Regions from separate parts of the Homo sapiens genome. Here region 2 is linked to region 1. Evidence: read pairs that join two places in POLR2A ChIA-PET (ENCODE). Cell type or tissue: GM12878. All regions are shown on one strand. Region 1 overlaps HSPBP1 (HSPA (Hsp70) binding protein 1). Region 2 overlaps ZNF579 (zinc finger protein 579).

Region 1 (2,500 bases):
ACGGAGTATTACTCAGCCATAAAAAGGAATGAAGCAGCTGGGCGTGGTGGCTCAAGCCTATAATCCCAGCACTTTGGGAGGCCAGGGTGGGCAGATCACTTGAGGCCAGGAGTTCGAGACCAGCCCAGGTAACATAGCAAAACAGGGTTTTTGCTATGTTATATACTAAAAATACAAAAATGCCAGGCCTGGCCAGGTGCGGTGGCTCATGACTGTAATCCCAACACTTTGGGAGGCCAAGGTGGGTGGATCACGAGGTCAGGAATTCAAGACCAGCCTGGCCAACATGGTGAAACCTCATCTCTACTAAAAATACAAAAATTAGCTGGGCATGGTGGTGGGCGCCTATAAGCCCAGCTACTCAGAAGGGCAAGGCAGGAGAATCGTTTGAACCCGGGAGGCACAGGTTGCAGTGAGCTGAGATCGCGCCATTGCACTCTAGCCTGGGCAACAGGGTGAGACTCTGTCTCAGAAAAAAAAAAAAAAAAAATTTGCCAGGCCTGATGACATGCACCTGTAATCCCAGCTGTTTGGGAGGCTAAGGTATGAGAATCACTGAAACCCAGCAGGTGGAAGTTGCAGTGAGCTGAGATTGCACCACTGCACTCCAGCCTGGGAGACTGACTCAAAAAAAAAAAAAAAAAAAAAAGGAATAAAGCTCTGACACACGCCACAACATGGGCACGCCGCCTTTAGCACAATCAGCCAGACACAAAAGGTCACGTTATAATCATCTATATGAAATGTCCAGAACAGGCAAATTCATACAGCCAAAACGCTGATTAGTGGTTGCCAGGGGACCGGGGGAGGGCCGGCCTAATGGGTGCTGGGTCTCCTTTGCAGGCAATGGAAAAGTTCTGGAAATAGAGGTGGTGTTGCACAACATTCTGAATTGACTGTAAGTGGTATAAACAGTCATATGGGAGGATGTTCCCCTCAGCCCACCTTCATCAGCACTGTGCATCTTCATTAAGACAGAGAAGATACACATATATATTTATATTTATATACACAGAGAGCGCACGAGGCCAGGGAGGAAGTGGTATCTTTGGCTTTCGTTCTCATTTGATTACTAATAAGGTGTAAAATTGCTGCTGCTGTGATGATTGGACACTCAGCACAGTGCTTAGCACACAGCAGCTGCTCAACAGATATTTCCTGAACAAGCAAAAAATGAATGAAAGAGCAAAGTCGTTAAAAGCCATCCTGCGGATTGGAGCAGGAGTTCTCTGCCCGGATAAGACGGGGAGACACTGGGGAAAGGTAAGCTAGAGGGTGGCGGCTGCACTGCAGGTCTTCTCGGGGTGCTGCATGCGCTCACAGAGGAGGGCTTCCCAAACTCCGTCCAGCCCCTGTCCAAAATGAAGACACCTGACTCCCAGGCCTGACACGTTACGTTTACTCTGTGCCTGGTGTTGTGCGGGCCTGGGGGTTTCTCTCGGCCCAGCCTGCGTACAAGAGGAAGTAATCAGGACCTGCCCAAACCAGACTGCCATGTAGCAGCACAGCCTGAACTATGAACCAAGGAAGTGACACCCCAAATCCACACCCTCAATTGCTACACCACCCAACCCCTCCAAATGGAAGTGAGCTCTCCTCAAACCTTCTGTGAGCTCTGCTGCTTGGAGTAAAACAGCATTTACCTCCCCATCTGCGAGGCCCACCCCAGCGCTGTTTCCTGCGCCTGGCCCCTCACTCACTCTACTCTGCCTCAAGGGCCTGGCTGCTGTTCCTGAACACACCAGGCACACTCTGGCCTCAGGGCCTTTGCACTGGCTGTTCCTACTGTCTGGAATGCTTTTCCCAGAGATCATCCCACAACTCTCACCTCACTTCAGGTCTCTGATCAAACGTCACCCCGGGGAGGCCTTCTCTGCCACCCCACCCATGCCACTTTCCCTCTTGTACTCTGGGGAGTGGCAGTGGACACCCAGAGGACTAGGAGAGAAACAGCCATCTCAGAGCTGATCAGGGAAGTGGGGGACTCCACCTGCCATGAGGGTGAGGCAGAGCCTTGCTCCTTATGGCAATGGAGGCGAACAGGCTGATGGTGAGAAGGCAGCAGGGAGGCTGACGGTGTGAGCCCCAAGAGTAGGGGCAAGAGCTGAGAGGCAGCAGGACATGTACAGAGGGGCAGAACGTCCTGGCGGGGGAAGCGGGGTACCTGCGGCATTGTCCATGTTCTCACACAGGTCGGCCAGCAGCTCCAGGGCCCCCTCTCGCTCTTGCTGGTCGGCCGCCTGCTCGGCCTCCCCAGCAGTGGGGGGCATGGGCTGTGACAGCACTCGGAGGCAGCTCTTCATCTGCTCCACCTCCTCCCGCTGGCCTCGGAAGGCAGCCGACATGGCCTCCTGCAGCCACTGACGCCTCTGGAGACCAAGGCGAGGAGGAAAGAAGGAGATCCATCAGTCATTCATTACAAAGGAACAGCCATTAATAAAGACAGCCAACAACTGAGGGCTGATGTTCCTTCAGTCAACAAATATCGGCTGGGAGCTGT
Region 2 (2,500 bases), 300 kb after region 1:
TCCGTCTCAAAAGAATAAATAAATAAATAAATAAAATAAAAATTAGTCAAGCATGATGGTGCACACCTGTAGTCCCAGCTACTTGGGAGGCTGAGAAGAGAGAATCCCTTGAGCCAGGAAGTCGAGGCTGCAGTGAGCTGTGATCGCACCACTGCACTCCAGCCTGGGCAATAGAGCAAGATCCTGTGTCCAAAAAAAAAAAAAAAAATCCTGTAGTACCTACCTCCTAGCCTTTGCCCCTGTTTTTTCTTTGTCTGGTGTTGTCTTCTCACAGATGTTTCTCTCTCATACCTGGTTCCCTCCATCTTCATTCAAATCAAACATCGCCTGGCCAGAGAAGCCCCAACCCCCAGTCCTGCTCTGCCATCATACTGTCTGGTGGTTTACTCTTGGTAGCCCTTATACCTGGTGCTATATTGCATCCTGCTAGGACTTTTTTCAATGATGTAATGTTCTAGATCTGTCCTGTCCAATATGGCAGCCACCAGCCACATGGGGCTCTTTGGCCCTTGAAATAGTGAGACTGAGGCCGGGTGCAGTGGCTCACGCCTGTAATCCCAGCACTTTGGGAGGCTGAGGCGGGTGGATCACCTGAGGTCAGGAGTTCGAGACCAGCCTGGCCAATGTGGTGAAACCCGTCTCTACTAAAAATACAAAAAATTAGTTGGTTGTGGTAGCAGGCTCCTGTAATCCCAGCTACTCGGGAGGCTGAGGCAGGAGAATCCCTTGAACCTGGGAGGTGGAGGTTGCAGTGAGCCAAGGTCGTGCCATTGTACTCCAGCCTGGGCGACAAGAGTGAAACTCTCTCTCTCTCTCAAAAAAAAAAAAAGAGTGAAGAGTGTGACTGAGGAACCGAACTTTTACATTTATTTCATCTTAATGTCTTTACATTTCCATATTCTAAATTTAAACGGAAATAGCCACGTGTGTCTGCTGGATATCATATTGGACAGTGAAGATGTAGAATATCCCATCATCACAAAAAGTTCTCCCAGACTGGGCAAGATAGCAAGACTCCGTCTCTGCAAGAAATGAAACAATCAGCTGGGTGTGGTGGCATGCACCTGTAGTCCTAGCTCCTTGAGAGGCTAAGAGGATTGCTTGGGTCTGGGAGTTTGAGACTGCAGTGAGCTATGACTGCACCACGGCACTGCAGCTTGGGCAACAGAGTGAGGGAAGAAAGATTATGGAAACTTTTCTGAGAAAAAAAAAAAGTTATGTTGGACAATGCAGGGCTAGAATTCCAGCTCTTTCAGAGGAAGGTATTGGACTCCTCCTCAGTGCCTAGTACCACCGCTGACACAGAGTAAGGGTGTGGTAGAGATTGACTGAGTAAGGCGCGGAGCTTCCACAGGGCAGTGGTGAGGATAATCGCGCGGAGCTTCCACAGGGCAGCGGTGACGATGATCTATCTTCTCACATTCCTGTTTCTTCTCAACCCAGCCTTCACCGGCTTCTTGCTTGGTTGAGGGCCACATATTTTCTGATGCATCTGTGTCCTTCCTGCTCTGAACCCAAGTTCAGAGTTGGCTGGACAAATCCTGACTCGCCCCAGCGCCCCCAGCCTGCCCCACCTCCACAGAACACCTCGCTCTCTTGGATTTCACGAACTCACATTTATTCACAGACAGACAAAGGGACAAGGACAGACCTTTGCTCACTGGGGACCCCCAGGGTCTGGCAGTTCCAAAGAGGTGATGGTGTCCAGTGTGTGAAACGGGGGACAGGGAGGCGGGGGCGTCCCCACCAGTCTCCATCCCTCTGGCCAACTGTCCGCCGCCTTTTTTTCCAAGTCGTCCTGCCTTAAGACACATGTTGGGGTGAGCGGTTCCTAACCAGCATCAGGGGTTCTGGGGGCGGGCGATGGGGGAGGAAGGGGCAGTCCAGGGCCCCCCACTCCTTAGTGTCAAGGGCGTGAAGGGGACGGGTGGGTAGACAGAGGAGGTGGCTCCTTCAACTTCCCTCCTCCATTCTGCAAACCGGGGAGCTCAGGCGGAGCGGCGGAGGGCAGGGCGGCGAAGGTCAGGAGGCCAGGCCCCCCAGCCCGCGCAGGTGAGCCTTGCTGTCTACCTCTTCCTCCTCCATCTCGAAGGCTGAGTGGTCTTGGCTGTCGAAACAGGAGGCGCTGAGGAAGACAGGGGGAGCCGGCGGGGACTGGGGTGGGGTCCCCGGAGAGGGCGGCTCTTCCTTAATGTTTGCGAGGGGCAGCGGGAGCCCTTCTTCCTCCTGCTCGGCCTTCAGGGGCGGCGGGGGCGGTGGCGGCGACGTCGGGGCCTGGGCCTGCAGTGCCTGCAGCGCGGCGGCCCTCTCCAGCTCTGCGCGGTGGCAGCGCTGGTGGCGCAGGAGGCTGTAGGCGCGCGAGAAGCGGCGCGGGCAGCGGGGGCACGGGTGCGGGGCTGGGCCCCCCGCGTGCACCTGTGCGTGGCGCGCCAGGTCGGCCAGGCGCTTGAACTCCCGCTGGCAGCGCACGCACTGGAAGGGGCGCGCTCCCGAGTGGGTC

What was found. ChIA-PET counts read pairs that join two places held together with the same protein. Peaks named below come from ENCODE experiments on the same cell type or tissue, not always from the same donor. Only the 100,000 strongest peaks of a DNase experiment are listed, where the experiment ranks them.
Region 2: POLR2A ChIA-PET joins it to region 1 with 5 read pairs; 3 of 35 experiments call an interaction of 5 or more read pairs at or near these places.

The regions. Positions count from the first base shown.
Region 1 is chr19:55,275,478-55,277,977 of GRCh38, forward strand. It overlaps HSPBP1 (HSPA (Hsp70) binding protein 1), which reads right to left. Exons shown (of 8, transcript NM_012267.5): 3 at 2,165-2,369. Among named protein-coding and RNA genes, the nearest start is that of HSPBP1, 3.4 kb to the right of the region's middle. RefSeq lists enhancers at 763-872, 2,224-2,500. In GM12878, no CTCF peak of the experiment used is centred here; a DNase peak (open chromatin) is centred at 1,074; H3K4me3 peaks cover 911 bases; H3K27ac peaks cover 1,924 bases.
Region 2 is chr19:55,575,929-55,578,428 of GRCh38, forward strand. ZNF579 (zinc finger protein 579) reads right to left here. Exons shown (of 2, transcript NM_152600.3): 2 at 846-2,500. The coding sequence ends at 2,023. Among named protein-coding and RNA genes, the nearest start is that of ZNF579, 3.7 kb to the right of the region's middle. In GM12878, no CTCF peak of the experiment used is centred here; no DNase peak of the experiment used is centred here.